Regions from separate parts of the Homo sapiens genome. Here regions 2 and 3 are each linked to region 1. Evidence: chromatin loops called from intact Hi-C (ENCODE). Cell type or tissue: natural killer cell. All regions are shown on one strand.

Region 1 (8,000 bases):
GGGGTACTTCCTGCCTGCCTCAGCGACTCTTGTTGCTCTGGGCCCAGAGCTCGGCTTAGTATAGTGAACGACTCCTCTCCGCCCCTCCTGCCCGCCAGGGCTTTCAGGGTTCAGGTTTTAGGTGTTTAACTTTGAACACCATTCATTTCCAGATAACTTTGACCCAGCTGGCCAAAGGCATCAAATGATCAGGAGTGGGTTCCAACTCTGGGGCCTGCAAGAAGAGCAAGCGCTGGCTCTGCACTTCTAGAAGTTCTGCCAACTTTGCTCTTGTTGGTTTCCCGACCCGCTCTCTTCAACTCTCTTCTGAGAGCTGGAGAGAGTAAAGACGCCTCTTAAAACGGAATGCTGAGGGACAGGTTTAATGTAAATAAGAGGCGCCAGAGTCCGCCACTGGTGCACTTGGGCACCAGGTCCCTACCTGGATCTACTCTGCGCTCACCCCTTGGGAATGCGGGACATGAGTAAGATGTGACACCCTGAGCACATTGCTGCTGCTAGAGGACATTGCACGGAGTCTATGCTTTGTTTCGCTTTGCTTTTTAAAATTTTGTACTCTCGTGTTCTGCTTGGAAACATGTTTTACTTACCCACTTACTCCCAACACATCCTCTTAGCTCTTTTTCTGCATCCCTTAACCCCCCAAGATGAACGCGCGTGTCAGCAGCTGTTCTGACTTGCCTCCAGTGACCCACAGGCCAGCTTCTCAGCCCACTATCCCTGACCCCCGGGGTCCCGGGGTCATACTACTCGACTCCAGGCATGAGGGTCCCTCCATCTCGGGACACTACTTTTGGGACTTTTCCGCCCACCGCGGATGAAAGTCAGATAACAACCACTATCAGGGACGCTACGGCAGCCGGGAGCCCCGGAAAGATTGGGCCAAGCCCCTTCCAGAGCCTCTCGTTAGGTCTCAGAAAGACTTTTTTAGGGTCCCTACTCCCTTTTCATCTGAGCTTTACTCTTGACTTTTGTTATGAATTCCCAAAAGGAAGGCAGGCAATAGGGGAGGGACCATGGAGGAAAAAATAAGAGCTAACAGGAGACACTCAGATTATATATTTATTTTATATAAAGAAATGATACATATGTAATTTTAGATTTTCTTCCGAATTAGAGTTCTCAGGCTATAGAAAACCTATTTTTAACACCCGCTTCTCCCATAACGGCCTTGATTGCTCAAATTGCTTCTAATTGGATGGCACACATTACTGGAGACGAAGGACGAATGACAAGCAGCCTTCATTCTTTTGCAGATTTAGATAATGTCTCTGGATGAATATCTTTTCTGATCAGGAAGAACAGGAAAACTCTTAAACTGCCTGCAGTTTTCATAAGGGGTTTGTGCAATAGGGGGAAATGTCCTGACCATCACACGAGCATGGAAATTGATGGCATTTTACAGAAAGCACCGCATAATAATCTAGTGCCACCGTTTTTCCTCCCGGATCTGTCATGGTACAAAGAGTAAACACACTTTTTTTTTTTTAAACTCACTTAGCCTTCCTTCCATCTCTTATGTGGGATCTGTAAAAGTTTTCAGTAAACCTCTTTAAAACGTATACGTTATCCATATCCCCCTTCCCCTTGTTCAAGGCTTGGCCGGCCCTGAGTGCCCTTGGTGCGGCGTGCCAGCCCTGACAGCCGCAAGCAACGGTCATTATTACCTCGCAGACCGGCGCATTTCAGAGTCAGCGACTAGCGGATACCCATGGGCTCCGGGCTATTGTACCACCGAGAGGTGTAAACCCAACTGGAGTTTGCTGAAGGCAAGCTTCCAAGGTGAGGGCTGGGTTTTCTCGGGTGCTTTCGGGCCGATCCGGGGTGGGGCACCTCAGAGGCTAACACTCATCTAAAGCTGGTAGAGGCTGAAATATTATGGACACCTGAACAAATCCGAGACACGCATGATGTCTCGCTAAACTGCAGTTTCATTTTTTCCACTACCCAGAAACAAACAAACAAACAAATACATAAATAAAGTCATTGTTCTAGGCCAGAGAAAATATGCCAACAAGAAGTCACCCTTTCTGTTTCAACTTCAAAGGCAATGGATTTTTCTTGCAATTCTTTTATTTTAGAAAAGGAAACTCAGAATGGCAGGGGGAAGCCCCTCCAGGCCACTTTAAATTTCTTCACAGTAGAGTCCTGGGCGAAGAGTGAAGATCCTGGGATAAGGGTGTTTGTGGGTTCTTTGAATGGAAGCCCACCCAGGGCACCTGGCTGCAGAGTAGGGCGTTGGCACCGCCCGGATCGGTAGCCCGCCGCCTGCGCCTTTCCACCATGCCCAGGCACAAGTTTCCTTTTCTCTTCGTGCAGCAAAGTAAGAATGCCCCAATTTTTGAGGAATCTAACTCTTCTGCTGCATTAAAGGCCCACATGCTCTATAGTTTCACATTTTACATTGGCCCTGAGAATGAGGTTATTAGTCTCATAAGAAAAGATTGGGCAGTAAGAAATGCTAAAAGATGGAATTCCAAATTGGCCCCTGCAGTAGGAGTGTGCGTCACCCCGGCCTTGGCTGGGTCGCCAAACACTGTCGAAACTTTCTGGCTGTCTTTAGAAGATACCCTCTACTAGTCACTTGACGGGCAGGAGGTGCAACGCGGAAGGAAACATCACGGATTGGGGGTACTGGAAACTTTTAAAAGGTCTGGAAAATCCCTCCGATTTAGTGGATGCTTTTCCGCGGCAGTTTAAAAACTGAAAGGCAACATAGAAGCTTCTACTTTAAAAAGGTAGCCCTGGTGATCCAATCCCGATCTTTTGGCTGGCAAAGAGGCAATTGCCTGAAAACGAAATTGGCATTCAAAAAGGGTCAGGTACAGCCCAGAGTCCCTGTACTCATTTTAGACTCAAGAAAAGGCGCTTCCCATCCCTAGCTCTTTTAGAAAGAGAAAGGAAAAGGAGGAGAAAGCAGAAAGGGGGGAGAGCCGAGAGCGCAAGAAAGAAAGAGAAGAGGGGGATATTTAGCAAGTTAAAAGGTTAAATGTTTGAACAGATTTGTAAATATATAGACAACCCTTGTTATTTGGGATGTGTAATAATGCCTTTTTGTGGCGCTGTCTGGCTGGGAGGCTGCCGAGGACCGCTCCCTGGCACCTTCTTCACTAGGAAATGAACAGTAAGTTCATGGACTCAAAAAACAAAAACAGGGCTACCCTCCTTTGGAGGAAAGGGAATTCTCCCTCTATTCGGTCATTGAAAAATAAAAAGAAAAGAAGAAAAAAGAAAGTAAAAGGAAAGCAGGATCAATGAGATTTTATTTTTCTTAGGTATGATTTTTCAGGGAGCAACCCAGAAAGCTGTCTTCAGGCTGAAACAATTTCAAAGTATTGTTTAAGCGGATGACATTCTCCAGCACTCAGTTATCCATTGTGCATCTATTATATCTTTGAACTCAACTCTCTTGTCTAACAAGGTTGTGTGTGTGTGCCTGTTGTGTATGCGTGTGTGTTTAGAAAACCTAGGTTCCCCAGTGGTGCTTCCTTGGCTGAATAGGGTGGGTTTCTTTCGTTTTTCTCGCATTGGTGTTTTCTGGACAACTGTACTGAGCGCTGTTGATGGCATCGGTGCTCTGCCCGTGCCCGTGGGCGGAGGACATAGGCTGTGGGTGTGTCCCGCCCGCAGGCGCGCGTGCGTGTGTGCGTGTTTGTGTGTGTGTGTGTATACACCCATTCTCTGGTGTGCATCAAATGGAGCCTTTTTTTTTTCTTGCCCGTGTCTGCGTCCTGCGTATATTAGTATTATGCAAATAGAGTCATTTCGCTTGAGTATTTTTTTTGGAGGGGGAGGGGATGAACCATTTTAATTCTTCTCTAGTATTTTCTCGGCAGTCTTTCCACTGAGTGTGAATTCATTTGGATGCCTTTTCTGAGGTCCGTCTCTGTGTGTGTGTGTGTGTGTGTGTGTGTGTGTGTGTGTGTGTGGAGGGGGAGACTGCGTGCCGGTCAGTGGGTGTGTGCCTCGGTGTGTGGAAGAGCGTGCACAGCCTGTGAGAACCTTGTGAGCGATATGTGTTCTCTCCAGGTGTTCTGTTTGTCTCTACCTCCCGTGCTTTGCGTTCTCGGAGGTGATTATGTGCATATTTACATATATGTGCCTATTCTCTTGCCTTCATGTATTGTCTTTCTCCACAATCCAGACATTGCATATATATTCTCTTATCTTTTGGCAAAGTGCCTTTTTTATTCCTCGAAGAATATTTATTGATGTGATAATCTGAAATGAAAAGTGGTCTCCCATGAAGGAGATGGAAGAGAAAGGAGTGTTCATCTTTCTTAATAGATGGGGCAGAGCCAGTTGACTGGATCACAGGGTTTCTCTGCACTTTCTGCGTGTGTGTCTGTGTGTGGGGGGTGGGGGCGGGGGCGGGGGCGGAGGCGGGGGCGGGGGAGGAGGGAAAAGGAGCCTTTAACCAGAACAAAGATAGGCCATCGCGCCCCCTTGCGGACAGGCTGCATATTGCGCCGACCAGGCCCGCCCCGGCTTTCTTTAGTCGAATGAATCTTGTAATTTCCTCCGTTAAACCATTCAGGGGCCGCCTCTCAGACCCAGCCCCCGGCCATCAGCCAATCACCAGGCGCCATGCAAATCATCTCTTCCGTTCTCCAAACCCGCGTCAGCCTCTGCGGCTGCTCTGGCCACCCCGCCCCAGCCTCATTTCCTCCCCTCCCCTCCCCTTCCCTCCTTCGCCCCCGCCCGAGCAGCTGCCGGGGAAGAGGGCAGTGCTGGGTGCCTCATGCATATTCAGACCGATCCTCCTCCTCCCTCCACCTCCTGCCCCCTCCTGCCGCCTCCTCCCTTTTCCCCGGCCGCGCCCGCGCTCCTGGACGCGCAGTTCTCCGAGCTCTGGTCCTGAGCCGCTGTTTCCCAGAAGAAGGCCTACGTGAGCTCTTGGAGCAGACGAGGGAAAGGGAGGAAGGCTCTACCCTTAAAATCCTCTCGAAGGTCAAGTTTGAGGCTTGCCGAAAGGAGGAGAAAAGTGTCGAAAAATGCCGCTACAGGGTTTGCGGGAAGGTTCTGCACGGAGACTGGTTGGAAATGCCTTTCTCCCCCTAAATACCAGATTAATTTCTCTGAAACACACAATGTATTTGTCATGCCCAAAGGATGATGATAGATGGTTTTTTAAGCCCAGAGTAAAGTGTGCATTTGTCTTGTATATCAAGGCTACAATGAAACCACGAAGAACTGGAGAGGAGATCACCCAGCGTTGGCTGCTTAATAGGAGCGGGGAGAGCGAGTGAGGAGTAGAGACGGGGGGCGGGGCGAGTGGTGGCCCAAGACCTGCTCCAGGTGGGCTGTTCCCTGTCGGCTCCTGGAACAGGACGGGTAAGCCGACTAAGAGCGCAAACGGGGACCCATGAAAAGAAAAGAAAAAACAAGATCCGGGAATAGTTTGTTACTGTTATTTACATCCAGACTCTGGTTTTCCGGCCCTTTACAGCTGCTGGTGAAGAGTATTCAAGCTTTGAATACTGCTCTGAACTGACCTTGAGGCACATTGAGAGGAAAAATCACTGGAGAAAATCGCGGTTTGTGTAGTGCTTTGAGATCCTCTAACGCGAAAGCAAGAGAATTGTGAAGTGACCTTGTTTCATAGATCTCTCTACGTCCACATTGGAATACTAAGGGACTTTTTAGTGAGAATTGAGTCAGTTCCCCCTTAAATCTTACACCGCAGAGAAGTGAGTAGAGACCGCAAGATTTAAAATAACATTTTGTCAGCTTTTATTCTTTCAACACATTTTTATGGAGTGGTGCTTATTGTGTGCCAGGTACACAGCATCTTTTTCCATGCGAAACACATTACGCAGGCAGTGATTTGCAGGTGTACCGGAAATTAGGGAAAGGGATAGGAATTCTGGATGCTTTCTGTTCTGGAATTGCTCATTGTCTTGCAAGAAGAAGAGATATAATAACAGATAAATATGGCACAGTGTAACATGGAGCATGGAAACAGCTTAAATATCTGTCAAAAGTGCAGTGAATTAATGTATTGGCATATCCCTACAGTGAAATACTCTTTATGAATTGACTATCTTAAAAGCAATGTTGGATGAAAAAAAGCAAATTGCAAAAGAATACATGTGATATTGGCCGGGCGCGGTGACTCACGCCTGTAATCCCAGCACTTTGGGAGGCCGAGGAGGGTGGATTACGAGGTCAGGAATTCGAGACCAGCCTGGCCAAGATGGTGAAACCCGTCTCTACTAAAAGTACAAAAGTTAGCCAGGGGCGGTGGCAGGCGCCTATAATCCCAGTTACTCGGGAGGCTGAGGCAGGAGAATTGCTTGAACCCTGGAGGCGGAGGTTGCAGTTAGCCGAGATCGCTGCATTCTAGCCGGGGCAACAGAGCAAGACTCCGTCTCAAAAAAAATGTGATATTGATGCAATATTAATATCTATTAACGTAAAATTATCCTTCCCATAACAATTTGTTGGTACGTAACTATGTAATAAAAGTATAAAAGCATGTTGGGGAAGAATGCGTGCGAACTCCAGCATGGGGGAGACCCCTGGAAGAGAAGGAGCCTTTATCCACATGGATATTGGCTATATGAGTAATGTTTATTTCCTTAAAAAAATCTTAGAAAGAAGCCAGAACATAGAGAGGTATGGGAAGGCTTTACAGAAGAGCTAACTTTGAAGCTAAGTTCTTGAAAGTGATAAGCAGGAGTTTAGTAGGAATATTTGAAAGACAATTCTTCTTCTTGAATACATGAGAATGAGAAATATAAACTATGTGAAGCTTTTGAACTTTTGATATTTAGGTTAAATACAGTACAATTCACTTTTTCAGGGATATAAATTCTTTGAGTTTTACCAGTGTGTAATGTAATCACGACCACAAGCAAGAAACAGAATTTCATCATCCCCCAAAACTTCTTTGTGCTGCCCTTTGCAGTCAATCCCTCCCAATATCCTGTAACCCTGGAAACCACTGATCTGTTTTCCATTCCTGTAGTTTTGCCTTTTACAGAATGTCATATAAATAGAATCATACAGTATGTAGCTTTCTTCTGTGTGGCTTCTTTTTACTAGCATAATGGATTTGATCTTCATCTGTGTTGTTGGGTGTATCAACAGTTTGCTCTTTTTGATTGCTGAGTAGTATTTCATTGCATGAACGTACCACAGATGGTTTATCCTTTTAAAAGTTGTTGAAGGCCATTTGAGTTGTTTCTGATGTACAGTTTTTTTTTAATTTTTTTATTTTATTTTTTTGAGATGGAGTCTCGCTCTGTCGCCCAGGCTGGAGTGCACTGGTGCGATCTTGGCTCACTGCAAATTCTGCCTCCTGGGTTCACGCCATTCTCCTGCCTCAGCCTCCTGAGTAGCTGGGACTACAGGTGCCTGCCACTAAGCCCGGCTAATTTTTTGTATTTTTAGTAGAGACGGGGTTTCACCATGTTAGCCAGGATGGTCTCGATCTCCTGACCTTGTGATCTGCCCGCCTCAGCCTCCCAAAGTGCTGGGATTACAGGTGTGAGCCACCACACCCAGCCCTGATGTACAGTTTCTTAATTCCAGGGACTGGGTTCATTGCTGTCATGTATAATGGGGATCTTCTGTGAATGGCTATTATATTACATATAATAAGTGTGTACCATTATTTCCCCTGAGAGGCTAATCTATAATCTGGTGTTAAATACTGTGTAGAGCTAGGTAAGAACCTACCCAGCCAACTATATAGAAAAACACACATGTTCACAGTATTTCAGAAATTGCCCTTCAGCTTACTTACTTGTAGTGAGTTCAATAGAAGATACTCACTAAAGATGCCAGCTGATGACCAGCATGTGTGAACTTACATATATGTAGTGGAGGATTTAAATTTCTTACTGTTTGAGCACCTATGACTTTCCTAGTGTGGAATTATTCTTTGTTTCTAAATATTTCCTAAATTCTCCTTGAAAGATTGACCTTTGCTTTCTGAGGTCTGAGTGGAGGTTTACTTGCAGGCAGTATCCCCATACATTTGATAGAGGATGACA
Region 2 (8,000 bases), 110 kb before region 1:
GCTTTTATCAGCTTTGGCATTATATGGGAGAATTTCTCTTCTGGATTAGACAGTCCTCAGACCTACCAAAGAACCTATTGGAAATAACCATCTTCAAAAACCCAGTTTGGGTCCATCAGTTCCACATACATAGTTTCATCACACTTTTCTTCTCAAGTTTCTAGACCTCTTAGTCACATTGCCAGAGTGGTAATTCTGGTTTTTATCTTATGACATGACATTTTTTTCCTCCTTTGAAGACCCTGATCTTGGTGTGGTTATTCTTCAAATTTTTCTTTCAAACCTTGTCCATTTTGGTGCTTTCTTTGGTTCTTTTGATTACCCACTTAATCATCCTGGATTTTCCTATTCTTGTAACCTGTATAATGTCCCATGATGATCAATCTTTTTTTTTTTTTTCCCTTAAAATTTTTTTTACAGTTACAGAGGGTCTCACTTTGTCAGGCCGGAGTACAGTGGTGCACTCATGGCTCACTGCAGTCTCAACCTACTGGGCTAAAGTGATTCTCTCACCTCAGCCTTCTGAATAGCTGGGATTACAAGCACATGCCACCATACTCAGCTAATTTTTTTGTTTTTACTTTTGGTAGAAGGGTGTCTCGCTATGTTGCCCAGGCTGGTCTTGAACTTCTTGCCTCAAGTAATCCTCCTGCCTTGGCCTCCCAAAGTGTTGAGATTATGGACATGAGCCACCACATCCTGCTAAATCAATCATTTTTCTGATGTTTTTACCTAATATGCTGAATCATGCAGATTTGCAGGTGCTTGGCAATCATTCAATCAATTCTATGTTCCTCTTTTGTCAAAATTTTCACAAATTTTAGCTGTCCCTTCTTCCTCTCCTTTCTTTTACAGCTCAACTCCTTACCCCATTGTGGTTCTTAGGAGATGATCTGAGAATTTTGAATTTTGAAATTTGAAATAATCTATAATAAGTTCTTCAAATAACTCTATCTACTGGAAGGTAGGACATCTAGAACGTTGACCTAGTTTTTCAACTACCCTGATCAAATTCATATAAACTGTGAGACCTCTGTTTTCAGAATTAATACATCTCCATACCTATATGTGCTTTCAATTCAGTAGGATATATGAGATCTTGTAATAGATAAACTTTTTTATGTTTTTGATCTCATCTATTTCTGACCCTTAAGCAGTTAAATTCCCACATTTAACTCTTCAGCACCTCCCTAATGTTGGTTCCTTCCCTTTTGCTTCAAGCATGTACATTTCTCTCTTATAATAAATATATTTTATATATATATGTATTCTAGTAACTGTCAGATTTTTCTTTTATTGCTTAGTTTATCCAATGATTATGCCCATTATTTCCATTTTATCTTTACATAATCACCTAAGTCTTATTTTACTGAAACTTACAGAGATAATTACTAATCTCATGCCTAATTTATTTTTTCTCTAAAAGTTTTAATTTTAAAAATTTTGCTTTTGATTTAAAAGCTGTTTTGCTTCAAGCTTTTATGGTATTGCTTGGACTATTTCAGTGGATTTCTAATATAGTTCCTTGCTTCCAATTACTTTTACCCCTTCAATTTATTTTTCCCATTATAGTTGCAGAGTCATTTCTCCAAACATATTTGATTTGGTTACTTCCAGGCTTTATATCCTGGGATTATTTCCAAGTACTTGCAGAAGAATCCATTGTGTGCAACCCATACTAAAGTCTAGCCATGTGGAACTTCACATTATTTCTGGATTGTGCCATTTGTTCTCCTTGTCTTTGTACGGGTAGGTATAACTGCCTGACCTTCTCTTCCTTTCCTGTTCTGATAGTGGAATACTCTTTTTAACCTTGTCAAACTAGTTCGGATGTCACCTCTGTGAACCAGTATTTCATAGACTTCCCTTGTATATTTAATCACTCTATTGGAGTGTTCCCATAACACTGGAGATTGATCTCTACCATACCACTTATATTTTATTTGTAGGTGGCAGTGAGGAGTGATTAACACTTAAAGTGTTTGATAAAATCCACATACGATGAAAGAAATAAGTTAAGTATTCCCTCCAGGACCCATGGTAGACTAGATTGTAGCCAAATTAATGGTATTTACATATCCAAAGAGAGTAATTTTTAGATAGGTTTTATCTAAAGAAAGAGTGTATCAATAAAAATAGCTAGAATTGAATGTAATTTACCCAAAATTATTTGGGGTTTGAGAGTATTCTACCCTCTAGTGTGGTATTTTGTATATTTCATCAGACTTTCATCACTCCTTGAATGAAATATGCTTTAATGATATTTGCTGCTTTCTGCCCTAAATCACTACTCACCAAGCATCCTGTTTCTAATTTGGCTTCCAGTATATCATTAAGACAGTAATCGAATGGAACACTTAGTAAACCTAAATATCTGATCCACTTCATAGTTTGTTTCACTGTATGTTAAGTGACAAAACTCTTACAAACTTATTACAACCAGTCTCCAATACATAAAGATTGATCATCCTTTATGTATTAGCAAAAGCCTATTTGCCGTGTGTTCGGAAAAGCCGAGGATGCACCCAAGGTGCTTTCCTTGGGAGGCCTATCTGAAGCTTGTCAGCCTTCTTCGTGAGTTTCTTTCAGTCTACACCTTTTCCCGTCAGTGGTTCTAGTATTCTACCAATCATCCAAACTAAAACATCTTGAAATAACCTTTGAAACATTCCTCAGTTTTATTCTACAGTTGTTATACTTTATGTTCAGTCACATTCAGAGTTTGATTTTCTTCTGAAGTAGATTTTTGTTCTTTCCTTTTGTTTCAACGACATTTATCTTATTCTTAGTTTTTATCTTTAATTGATTAATATATCGCTATATCTAATTTTCATTATGTGTTACTTGAATTATTTCAGCTCCCTGCCCCTGCCTGTTTAGAAGTCCTAGGTGATCTTTCTATTAAACATTTCAGCTAAATACCTTCTCTTGGTTTTAAAGACTCAAGGAGCTAAAATTCAGTCTTCATCCTATTTTCCACAGTTCCTTTTTATTTAGTAAGTTTGCTTTGGTTGAGGTAGGCGTTTTGCTGTTGCAAATACCTTCTGTGTTCACACTTGTCATTTAGCCTGAAATTCCCTTCTCTTTACTTTTCTGTGATTTTAGTTTCTGTCTTTAGGTTTCATCTACTCTATGAAACTTTATCCAATTTAAAAAAATTCTACAACCCATATTCATAGTACCGTGCAATTTTGTGCTCAAATATTATTTTAATATGTATATTTATTGTTACGTAATATGTTAATCTTGGGTTTTAAGCTCTGTTAAGACAAATTCTTTTATAGTAGCCCTGTTCATTCATTCAACAAGTAATCAAGTGTGCTACTATGAGCCATCAACTATTCTAAATGACATTGCTCTAAGTGTTTGGGATATAACAGTGAACACAAACATCTTTGTGCCAAGTGCCTGATGATAGCCAGGAAGATACTGGATGTATATTAGATAGACAGCATGTTCTTGTTAGTTGAATTTTCATATGCTTTTTCTATTTATAGATATAATTTCTGTGGCGACATAATTTGGATTTACAGTGATTTTTAACATTGTTTAAGATCATAAATCATTTGTTATATTGATATATAGTTCTTTTTGAAACTACCTTTGCAAAATTATGACAGCAAGAGAAATCTGACATAGTTGACTCCCATCTTGCTTCTAACCTCCAGGCTGTTCTAGGTCATTTTTGGGCATTGGCCAGGCTAACCTTGGGAGGCATTTATTTTATAGTTTAACTTTGAAGCTAGGATGATAATAGTTCCTTCCTAAAACTAATCCCCCCTGTTGAAACAATCTGAAACTGCCTTTTAAGACTAGTGAAAGACCGCAAGATTAGAATTGTGGGAGGAGCTTGAGTTCTGTTAAGATGTAGGTGTAGTTTTTATAATCCCTTATTGCTCAGGAGTCATGTGGCCAGAAGTCACAAGATTTGTGACTTCCCCAGTTACTCCTACAGATAACATCACTATTGTAATACCTAAGATTGGTTTTTTTGAGATGTTTTTCAGACTAACCACATGCAGACCCATGATTCATGACTCATCTGGTCCTGTGGCCCAGTTGAGTATATGAGGCAGACTCAGTATATGAGGACCGTTTTCTTTACCCCTATGATTTCATCCCCAACTAAGCAGCAGTCTCCATTCCCTAGCCCCCCTGTCCACCAAATTGTCCACAAAAGCTTTAGCCTCTGAGACTTTGGGCAGTGATCAGTCTCACTCAAATCAGTCGCTTCTCACTCAAATCAGTCTCACTCAGTCAGTTGAGCCATTTCTTCCATGTAGTTGGCCTTGCATTAATTAAACTCTTTATTGCAGTGCCGTGATCTCTGTAAGTTGATTTTGTCTATGCAGCAGTCAGGAAGAGCCCATCAGGCAATTACACATTTAGGGGCTTGTCCAAGATCTGCCCTTCTGGGTGCCTGTCTGCTATCTCTCAGCCTTCCACTGGTACAATGGAACTGGGAGTGAGCTCGGGCGTTTCTTATTTGTCTCGAACTGAGGGCCATCTCTGATACGGTCTCTGCCAATGAGACGCGGTCAACCCATAGTGCTTGGGCCTAATTGCAGTGAAGAAACAGTTACTGGAAGATGTCTTTAAACTAGGCTGGTGAGTGTACAAAGCACTACCAACATCCTCTTCCTTCTCCTGTTCTGGTTGGCGCCTTTTGGGCCAACCTAGCTCTCCTTAGATTGTACAGAGAGTCTTGGTTTAGGGAGATTTCTCTCCACTTAGATGGAGAACAGGGGCTTGTTTGGAAAAACACTTTTCTGGTCAGGATTCTGGTTCTGAGAGGCCTCTTGTCTGTCTTTGTCTGTGTTCTTATATGTATATCACTCTGGCTGGAATGGGAAATATTAATGATAGGCTTTTTATAGTTCTATGAAATGGAAAAAGGATGATTTTTCTTTTGTAACACGTCTTGGCCCCCACAGCTATAGCAGAGCATGCAGGGTCACCAAAGCCACTCAGGAAGAGGGAACCAGAAACCTGGCAAGCTAACAAAAAGGTAAGAATTTCTTACCAGCCAGGCTTCTGGTCTCGGTCTCTCTCTCTCTCTCTCTCTTTCTCTCTCTTTCTCTCTCTCTGTGCAAACTGGCAGAGTGAATGGTAAAAATCACTGTTTGTCTCCTTTGCAAGATTTTGATTAATGGGAAAAAAGATTTATGAGTCTAGTCTTAGGCTGTAATGAATCTGGTGTCTTTCTGTGTTGTTCTATCATGGTGAAAGATACCATAGGATAGAACATAGATATAGGACCCCTGCAAGCCTGCTGGTCCAGCTGGCCCTGCAGATTGGTTAGTTAAAACTTTGTTGTGGGTTCCTGAGGCAAAAATGGGATGAGGTTTCCCTCTTGTCTTCTTCTGTGTCCTTGGAGCTTGACTTTGTGACCACGTGGGGATACTCCCTTGGTCTCTGCCATCTGGAGGTGGGAGTTTTGGGGTTCATGTGAAACAGCTGATCTGAAAGGACTGGAAGTCTGAGAAAGGCCAGCACACTTTCGGCCCCAGTGTATCCAGTCCTTCAGTGAGTTTTGTCTTAAAAGGTCCCATCCCTATGGGCCTTTTATTGTCTTTTGCTATCTTAAGCCCATTCTTTCTGAGAGAATTATTGGGGATAATAATTCTGGGGAGTAGGGATGCTTCCTCTACTCCTTCTCTGGAAATACCTCTTGCTTATATGGTAAAAACCTGGAAAATTACGATCTGAGTTTTAAAAAAAGTTTTTGGGTTGAGTTGCCATTGGAACTACGTGCAAGATTGAAAGAAAAAAAGATTTTAGAAATCTTGTATTCCAAACAATTGAAAAGAGGTTAAATAACAGTGTCATGACTAGCCTTGAGAATCCCCTTGTGCAGTTAGAAATGCTTTGCAAGCTCAAAAATGACTGTGCTAGGCTCCTTCTGGGAAGAGTAATGGTGACTGCCCAGCACTGAAGCTCAGTAGCTAAGGCTTTTACCTTTTGTGATGATGGCCTGGATTCAATACCTGGCTTAGGGACTGAGTCCTTTCTGGTTTGACATTTATGAGACATTTTGCCTCTTATTGACCCTTTTCCCTCCCATGGACAGCTTTCCATTTCCTGCTTTCTTTCTGTGGAGGGCATACAGGGCTTTGAGGCCTTTGTATGTAGATGGTTAGCTGGGAAACTGAGACTCTGGAGAATGTGGCCAGACCTAAATGTGAGTTGTACCCAGTTTGCGTGGCAAAACTTTCCTTTCTTTGTGCTACTTTTGCCATTTGTAAAACCACTTTCCATTTCTTTGGAAATACCTAATGTGTCAGTGGTTAAGTCATAATCTTAGTTAAGGCTTACTGGGGAAAAAAAAGAAGGCTTAAAAGCCAGAGGTGTCATCTGTTTGTCCTGGCTAGAGTGTGGTAAACAGAGATTTAAAAGGATTTCCTTAAAAGAGCTCTATGGTTAAAAGTCAGGTTAATTAAAAGCTGGTAGGTAAGCTATACATATATTTAAAAGGCCTTTATAAGCTTTTTTGTCTTCTTGGATCTTGTTTTTTTGAGGAAAAGTTGTTTTTTTTTTTTTTTTTCTCAGTCGACTGAATTGTTTCTCCATTTGCTTCTGTCTGTCCTCTTACTACCCATGATGCCCACATGAGATAACCTAAGGCAATTTCTAGCAGCCTGGGTCTCCCTGGGAAAAACAGAGGTACCACAATTTTGGAAGAAATCTCTGTTTTCCTCATGGAACCGCAAGAATTGTAAGCAGAGCGATCCCTCTCAGAATCAAAGTTGCTGCTCTGTTTTGTGTAGTGTTATCTGACTTTTTTTACTTTTGGGGACATCAGAAATTACTTGGCATTATGAGAGAACTTTTAGCTTGGTGTGTAATAGCTAGGTAGGCGATATACTTTTAGGGATGGCTAATGGCAGTTACGTAGGGGATATTCAGGTTTTTGCATGTTTAGATAAGAAAAGCATGCTTTTGACCACCTGGAAGGTATGGAAACATCCTACCTCCCGCTGAGAAGTAAGACTCCTGTGGGAAGAATGGGCTGATTGGCTTGGGGCTGGCCACCAGCCTTGGAAAAATGTCCTTGCAGTTAAATTCACTATTTTGTTCTGTAGTGTTTCTGTCTTTTGGGGACCCAGGATTTGGTGTAAAAATGGGATCCTTGATTTTTATCTGGATCTTTCCATGTGAGGCAGATATCACCGATGATTCTCAAAACTTCAGTCCACTGTGTCTTGACTCATGCATTACCTTCCAAAATGCCCTTTTACACCTTTTTGCTCTCAATAATTTCTCATAGAATCCTCTTCCTGTCTTATTACATTGTATTGTAAGCAATTACAGTTGCAGTACCTTTACAATTGTATTGTAATGTGTGCTTTTCCCCCATTGTTAGTGGTCCAGTGCCCCACACATGTAGTTTGTTGTTCAATAAATGTTCATTGAATACACCAAATAGACCGGTGAAAAAAGCATTGAGTTGGAAATTGTCTGGGTGCCAGATACATCAGTAACCGGGTAGTTGAGTGATGTTTGTTGTTTGGACCCTGTTTTCCTTATACATAAATTGTTCAAAGATGGTTTGTTTAAATACATCTAGTGTGAATTCTAAGTTTTATGTGAACTTGGGTTGAAATGGCAGTTTACATCTTCTTTTGGAGTATAAATTATATGAGCATCCCTAAGAAGTCTGTCTCAACATATCTTGCTGTCTCTAAAACATGTAAACAGTCAAGAAACAAATGAATAGGAAGGTCATTGGGATATAATATCCTCTTTTTTATTTTCTCTTTTCTAACATATTTAGGGAGATAACTGAAACCATTTGGGGTGGTCTGAGTCCCAAGTATATATGCAGATATGCCTTTCAGTAGTAAACAATGTATGCTTTGTTTTGATCTGTCAGCAGGAGAGCTAGTTTAATGAAACATAAATGTCAACTCTTGAGGTTGACACAGTACTCAAAGTTTGAATTTATAAATTGCAGCACGTTTGTATTTAAGTTTTTAGAGTTTTATTTTCAGTATTAATAA
Region 3 (8,000 bases), 130 kb before region 1:
AGATAGGTACTTTCAGACAGTTTTGTCTTTTTACTGCTATTGGTGGTACTGATTGTTTAAAGACTTTCTTGATACCAAAAAATATCAAATGGATGTATGTGAGTGGTCCTTGAAAATGTGCACTGTACAACCTGTGTAAAATTGCAAGGGTTATTTCACCAATTAATCAGCTATGTGATATATTCCTAGATACAACTGTGGTAAGCTACATGAAAATAAAAATTCAGAAGTCTACTGAATTGTTAAAGGTTGCAATATACTTCAGAATAACATTTAAAACATTTTTTTTTCCAGCCTAGAAAGATGAGAGTAATATAGTGGATGTTAAAAAGCATGTTGAAAACAAAAAAAATCCTCATCCTTTTTTTTTTTTCTTGAGATAGTCTCGCTCTGTCACACAGGCTGGAGTGCAGTGGTGCCATCACAGCTCTCCGCAACCTCTGCTTCACAGGCCCAAGCGATCCTCCCACCTCAGCCTCCCAAGTAGGTGGGGCTACAGGGGTGTGCCACCATGCCTGGTTAATTTTTATATTTTTGTAAAGAGGGGGTTTTGCCATGTTGGCCAGGCTGGTCTTGAATTCCTGGCCTCAAGTGATCTGCCCAACTCGGCCTCCCAAAGTGCTGGGATTATAGGCATGAGTCACTATGGTCAGCAAAAAAAATAAATAAATAAATAAATAAAATCCCCCAATATACAAAGTTTGTTTTAGAGTGTTAATGCCAGCAGTGGGGATTGATATATTTTGGTTACTTTTTGCAATTTGTGCTTAAAATTTGTTTCATGTCAAAGCAATCATACTGGCCACAATTTTGCATCCTGCTGTCTTAATATGGGCAACTATAACCAAACTACCATAAACTGGGTGACTTAAACAACAGAAATTTATTTCTCACAGTTCTGGAGGCTGGGAAGTTAGAGAAGAGTGCCAGCATGGTTGGCACAAATTAGGCCCTCTTCCTGATTTGTAGTTGTCTGTTTTCTTGCTGTGTCCTCACATGGTGAAGAGCAAAGAAAGAGTGGAAGCAAGCTGTCTAGGGTCTCTTGTTGTAAAGGCACTAATCCCATGCAGGGCTTCACCCTTATTATTTAATCACCCCCCAAAGGCCCCACCTACTAATATCATGTCATTGGAGATTAAGGCTTCAATATATGAATTCTGGTGCGGAGGGAGGGGGGACACAAACATGCAGTCTATAAAATGCTTTTTAATTTTTTGAGACAGGATCTTGCTCTGTTGCCCAGGCTGCAGTGCAGTGGCATGATCTTGGTTTACTGCAACATCTACCTCTTGGACCCAAGTGATCCTCCCACCTCAGTCTCCTGAGTAGCTGGAACTACGGGCACACCCCATCACACTCAGCTAATTTTTAAATTTTTTGTAGAGAAGAGGTCTCACTATATTGCCTAGGCTAGTCTCCAACTCTTGTGCTCTAGTGATCCTCCCACCTCAGCCTCCCATAGTGCTGCAATAACAGGAGTGAGCCACTGTGCCTGGCCTCAAATGCTGTTTTAACTTAGACAATAAACATTTTCCATTAGAAAGACTAGTCTAATGGCTCTTTAGAACAGCTAGATAAAATTCCACTAAGCATATATAACAATTGATCAATCTTATCGTCTGTAAGACTGCAACAAACTTTTTACCATTATAGGTATTACTACAAATAACGTCTTTGTCATAAAGCATTTTAAGGGCAATTTAAATGAAGTAACTGTTTACAACATTCACTTAAATGATATTTGTTATGGGGAAGGCGAGAAAACAAAACAAGGTCCCAGCTGTGGAGGAATTTATAGTCTAATTAGGAAAACAGTATATGTTAGGGGAAAAAAAACTACAATGAAAGCATACGACACTTAACCTTGTTCAGAAACAGTAATTTCTTAGCAGAAAAACTAAGCAGAACATTTTGCAAAAAATATGGACTGAACTGCGAAAAAGTGATATATCTTAATGGTTTAAAGAGTTCCAGGTCAGTGTGGGTATCGTACTTTTTGTTGGTCTTGAAAGCATTTGAGAACAGTTCTCATTCAGGACATTTCAACTCATCACAAAGCCCGAATGGTAAGCAACCAAGACTTTTCTCAAAGATTATGCTCCTAATTCCCTTGCTGAAACTACTGAATTTCTTTTCATCTCCATCTATCTTTTCTTCCCTTTCATAACTGTCCCCTTTCTTTGTATCTTTGTCAAAGACACTCACCTATTTTAAATAATGGAAACAGAGAAATTACTGTACTTCAAGGCAGGCAACCAATAGATAATAATATTATTCTACCAAAAAAAAAAGACTGGGTGGCACTACCTTAAAACATATATCCATTTTAATCATTAAATAGCATTACTTATATAACAGATTTTTCACATGTAATTGAGAGAACTGTGTGAAACAGAACATTAAAAGATATTAATCAAGAGTTATTCATCAACTTGCCATACAACAAATAAGGAACACTGCACTCTGTGATCTATTAAAAATGATAAGCAGATAATCAAAACTGCGATTTCTTTTCATGGTTTTACTCTAGCAGGAATGGATTCCATTCTGATAGTAATTCCAGTTTTACTGTCACATAGAAGGAGATACTTTGCGAACCTCAATGACTGCCAGGTTTAGGACAGATATTAAGAACCACAGTGTCAGAAATGAAAGAGTACAACTTCACAGAATGTGTTGTCTCTGACAGGTTGATAGCCACTTACCTTCTCCATCTTTTCTTCCTCAAGGATAGCAGCTGCTTCCCACAGATACACCAACAGGCAATTCCAGCCCCTCTCTACCACACTTACCATTTGCAGGTGCCTGTGGCTTGTCTATTTACAACCTTGTCCCTACACAGCAGAAGCGGAACCCTTCAGGAAGTTCTGGATTCATCCTCAGCAGGATCTGTTTCACAAACTATTCTCCAGTCCCACCTTCCCTCCAGGTATTCTGTCAGTACTTACGATTCCCAGATCTTCTTTTAATTGTCACGCTGTTCGTCCCCTCACAAAATCAAGTTTAAACTAAAAAAAAAAAACAAAAAAAAAAACCCTCATACACTCAGTCTGTGTCCCCTTTCCTGACATAAAATAACTGGCCCTGTGCATGCTTCTTTTGGATGGCTGAGAACCCCGATTCCTTTGGGCCATTTACAGCTTGGATACCATACGCTCCAGGTACTTTGATAAGCAGGGTGAAATTTAATATCTATAACAACGCCTGCCTACTCAACCTTCTTAACTTCTCCCAAAACTTCCTAGTTTCCCTTCCCAATTCCAACTTCATAACAAAACATCACACTATGGCACAAAGTGAATTCATGGATGAAATTACTAACAGCTACAACTTAAGTAAGGACCCCAAGTCGTGAGACAAATTTCTGGGTTGAAAGTGCTCTGTATATCCATTTCAAGCCTGCCTCCAGTACGATGTCTCATTATAATCAAATAAAAAGGCAGAAAAAGTTGAATGGAATAGAGTTTGGAAAAAACACAAAATTAAAAGTTGTATGAGAGTTTCACTTATTTGCATCTGATATAAATATCTATACATCTATAGAAAAAAAAAACCCTCATACACTCAGTCTGTGTCCCTTTTCCTGACATAAAGCAACTGGCCCTGTGCAAGCTTCTTTGGGATGGCTGAGAACCCCGATATATCGATATATTTATAGATAGACGTCTACATATCTATCCAAATATCTATATCTATCCATATATCTACCTATCTATCTATCTATATATATATCTATATCTATCGATCGATATCTATCTATATCTATCTATCTAGACTTCCCTGGTGAGGGAGTGAACCGCTGCCTGACGGGGGCCAAGACTGGCAGAGCAGAGACGCGGTTTGTACATGAGGGGAGGTGGTGGCCAGAGCAAAAGTGAACCGCAGGCTAGGCAAAGACCACAGCACACAGCCATACAGGTGTCCAGGACCGTCAGATCCCAGAGCATCTATCTATATAGATAGGTATCTATATGGAAAACGTCCATATTGGAACGTATTAAAGAGGCAGAATTTTCTTCCTGGGTTCTCTGCTCTTGGTAGATGTTCTTCCGGCTTCAATTGCCACCTGTGAATAGTGAAGAAACTTCTCACTATGAGATTCCATTGCCCGGAAGGAGGGTAGAGCTACGGTACCCACTAAGGCAGGGAACAGAAGCAACAGACGGACAGGTCTGTGGAAATGAGGATATGCTAATAAGGGACCGAGTCAGGAAAACTAGAGGGTAACAAGAGGGCGTCAGTTAAGCTGAGACAAAATGACGGCCAAAGGTGGTCTTTACTCTCTCTAAATCACCTGGGTCTGGAGTCGACTCCCATCGCGCACCCTCACTCCCACCCCTGGCCCCCTCCCGCCCCCCACCCGCCCCCCTCCCTCTCCCCTCCCGCTCCCCACACCAACGTGTGCCTCCGTCACCTCTCAGACAGTGGATGCGTTCCTGTTGAAACCACCCAATCTACCTCAGGGTCCTCGCAAGCGCAGCCACCACGATCCGCCCGCCCACGTACCTGTGCTGCGCCTGCGCCTCCTCCGCTCTCTCAAGGTCAGCACCGCCCCCAGCCCACAACCTGGCACCCACGGAAGTTGCTTTAGAGGACGTCCTGCGTATCTTCACCTCTGCGTGGCGTGGGGTCGACGGCGCTCTGGAGAAGGGAGGAACTTCCTGTCCCGCGCGCGCACAACTTCCGGCAGAGCCGGAAGACCCTCTCTTTCGCTGTTTGAGAGTCTCTCGGCTCAAGGACCGGGAGGTAAGAGGTTTGGGACTGCCCCGGCAACTCCAGGGTGTCTGGTCCACGACCTATCCTAGGCGCCATGGTGAGTTCTTCTGTGAGGGCAGGAGTGACAACGGTGGGGCGAAAAGGGCGGGGAGGTCAGTACTGTGAAAAGAGCCATCAGGTGCTCTGCTCAGAATGGAGTTGAGACGTTGGGATGAGCTGCTGGGTAGGACCCACCACCTATCTCAGGGTGTCTGAGCCCCTGAGGAAGCAGCATTACGCCTACCTGTCTGGGAGACTAGCGGGCCGGAGGCAGGGGCGTATCTGTCAGGGAGTATGGACTGGGTAGCCTGCCTGTTCATGGCCCATTTACTGTGTATGGCCTGTGGCGCCAGGTGATCCCAGAGTTGACCTTGCCGGGTCAGTCACCTCTTCTGCGCCCCCTTCTCCATCCGCGGAACAGTGGCCAAGAACTTCAGATCTTAGAAATGCTTTTAGCCTCTCCAGGTGGACACAACGGGTCTCCTTGTATAAGATCAACACCTGTCATTTAAAGAAACGGTAGTCCCCTTATTCTTTACACTTAGCCATTTCATAATTGAAAAGGGTGTCAAATAAAAAACCCGAGTTTAGTAAGGACAGACTTTATTCGAAAGGAATATTGCAGGGGTGTGGAGGAAGGTTGAAGGAACTGTTGCAGTAGGGAGAATGACCGTAAGATTTGCATGCACCTTAAAGGTTAGGCAGAAAGGGTTTGTCTTTTGTTGGTAGGGGTAAATAAGATGTCAGGAATTGGGATGAAAATATGGGTATGATCCGGCAGTAACCAGATAATGTTTTACCCTGAGCCCATGTATTCTGAGGAGGAGCTGTTAGGAGAGGTTTGTATATGTTGTTTCAGACTGAGGGAAGGACAAAATTCAGGTACCCGAGAGAAGAGAATCTTAAAGTTTGGTTAATAAGTATTTTGTTCCGATTGATCTGTGGGACAGGTACTTCAGCAAGTCATTTACGAAGCAAAGGATGGGAATTAGAAGGGTCTAGTTATGGCCTTGTTATAGGTAAACAAGGGGTAGGGGGGTATGGATCAACCCTTAGTCTTATCTAAGTTCTACAGGAAAGATGATTCTTTGCAGTAAGCCAATTTCTCAGAACACAAACGGGGGCAAGGGGTTTCTTAACCTTTGCTGTTTTTCAAGATCACGGGGCTCTGGTGAAGTTCATTATTGTCAGTTTCTTCACCGTATACAAGATTTCAAACCCTCACTTGCAGAGGCTTCTGTCCTGGAATTTAGCTTCAGTTTGTCTTATATTTTCAGGGCCAAATATTGCCAACATTCAGTTAATGTGTGTGGTGATTGGCTTTTGAATGACTTTTAGAAACTTAGCTGAATGTAGAACAAAGACCTTCAAAATAATGTAGTTCCTGGTGCACTTTACCAGATAACCTATCTCTTTAAAGTTTTTTTTTTTAAGCCTCAGTGAATAATATGGTTTGTATTAAGAAAGTTGTTTTTCTTTTGTATCAGTGAAATTAGACAAGGATAGGGAAAACAGAACTGGGAGAAACCAAAGCCTAGTAATCACTCTTCCATCCCCATTTTTACAGAAGAAAGAATCTGGGGTCTAGAAATTGACAGTGATTTTTCTAAAGTAACAGTAGTTTGGCAGTCTGGACTAAAACTCATATTTTCATTTTTTAAATTTAAGATTAATTTTTGACTTTTTGGTCTGAAAAGTTGAAGGTAAAGTATAATTAAAATACTTAAGTTCATCATAGTCACAGAAAAGCTGAACATGAACTTGTTCTCAGTGTTTTGGAATACTAGAAGTAGAATCCTGCTTATCCTGTCGGTTCAAAAGAGATGGTTAATGTTTGGAACTAATGTAATCTTATGCTGTTTTTCTGAATGTCATTTTGGAACTAACTAGTTGGCTCTTTTCCTTCTGGAAGTGCTTATATTTCTGAGCTAATTATCTTGGCTGAGTTTTATCTTTCCCAGCTATGAAATTGATAATGTCTGTATATGCAAGTGTGGTTAATGCTTGGAATTTTTCAAAGGGAAGAGTTTAACCATTAAATGAAGTGAACATGGGCTGAATTTATTGAGGATTCAGCTTGTTGAAATCAGAACTTGTTTTGCATTGCTGGGGCCTAATGATATTATGAAAAGAACATTAGTATTGACCCCAGAGGACCCAGATTCTGCCCATTGTTAGTTATATGGATTTGGAAAAGTCACTCAATTTTGATAAGAGTTCCAAATTCCTCCTGGGTAAGAGAAGTGGGACTTGATGGGTATTAAAGCACCTTCTTAAATTTATGATTCCATGACTACTCAACATTTTTGAGGATAGTTACATGTTTCAGATTAAATAAAAGTTAGTCTGATTTCCACTGTTTTGTTTCCATGCCATTTTGGCTTAAGTTTGATTTCTTTTATCATTCTCTTTTTCATTTTTTTCATAAGTCACATAGATAGTACTTGGAATCTTTGTATATTTGGCCAAGTCTTTCACTACTGTCTTAAATACTGCTCCAGAATGGAACACAACTCTTGGAATGTTTTGATTTAATTCTTGTTTTAATCAATGATAAACTAATTCTGTGCTCTCATTCTCTCATACATTATGTATACCGATACTCAATAGATACCTGTGCCTATAACAAGGTTTTTGTATTATGAATGAAGGAGAATAGGATTATGATCCAGACTGAAAATACTGAACTCACGCTTAATTTTTATGCTTTCAAGTTGTTGTGAAGACAAGTCTATAGGAAATTTACTAATGGAATAAAGCCATTTGCTCTATTGCACTTTCCTTTTTGAAAATTACAGACCAACTTTGATCAAATATAAATCTTTCTACCATTCAAGCTAATTTGTGGAAGATAGGTAGATTAGAGCTAGCTCCTGGAATTGCAGATATCACGGCTTGCATCTGTGTATCATCCTGTAGTAACTTACTGCTGTAATTGAACAATGGTTTGTGGGCAGGTGTGGGAGAGTAGGCCATGGGGAGGTTATAAACCTTTGCCATAATCAATTGGATTTGATGAAAAGTTTTCTTTTTGAGGGGAGTGGAGGGGAGTGTTGGGAAGAGTGTGTAAATGCTATAAGAGAAACACATATAATAGGCTCAAAGAGTACAGTGGAAAGAAATTATTTCTAACTGAGAGCAGGTTGGGTCATGTAGTAGGTCACAGGTTCCCAACCCCTGGGACTGTGGACTTGTACTGGTCCATGGCCTGTTAGGAACTGGGCTGCACATCAGGAGGTGAGTGG

What was found. Peaks named below come from ENCODE experiments on the same cell type or tissue, not always from the same donor. Only the 100,000 strongest peaks of a DNase experiment are listed, where the experiment ranks them.
Region 2: a loop joins it to region 1, with 2.9 times the contacts of the local background. A loop is called at or near these places in 32 of 110 quality-filtered maps.
Region 3: a loop joins it to region 1, with 11 times the contacts of the local background. A loop is called at or near these places in 34 of 110 quality-filtered maps.

What each region holds. Positions count from the first base shown.
Region 1 is chr5:88,138,126-88,146,125 of GRCh38, reverse strand. No RefSeq gene overlaps it. Among named protein-coding and RNA genes, the nearest start is that of TMEM161B, 130 kb to the left of the region's middle. RefSeq lists enhancers at 1-380, 4,550-5,051 and a silencer at 4,638-4,687. In natural killer cell, a CTCF peak has its summit at 4,472 (motif pointing left); DNase peaks (open chromatin) are centred at 3,655, 4,555 and 5,225; H3K4me3 peaks cover 1,884 bases; H3K27me3 peaks cover 5,500 bases.
Region 2 is chr5:88,247,259-88,255,258 of GRCh38, reverse strand. All of the region lies in intron 1 of TMEM161B (transmembrane protein 161B), which reads left to right. Among named protein-coding and RNA genes, the nearest start is that of TMEM161B, 18 kb to the left of the region's middle. In natural killer cell, no CTCF peak of the experiment used is centred here; a DNase peak (open chromatin) is centred at 3,958.
Region 3 is chr5:88,265,534-88,273,533 of GRCh38, reverse strand. It overlaps TMEM161B (transmembrane protein 161B), which reads left to right and starts at 4,689. Exons shown (of 12, transcript NM_153354.5): 1 at 4,689-4,813. The coding sequence starts at 4,811. It overlaps TMEM161B-DT (TMEM161B divergent transcript), which reads right to left and starts at 4,652. Exons shown (of 3, transcript NR_039995.1): 1 at 4,507-4,652; 2 at 2,949-3,008. RefSeq lists enhancers at 4,523-4,712, 4,403-4,902. In natural killer cell, no CTCF peak of the experiment used is centred here; a DNase peak (open chromatin) is centred at 4,563; H3K4me3 peaks cover 1,767 bases; H3K27ac peaks cover 1,515 bases.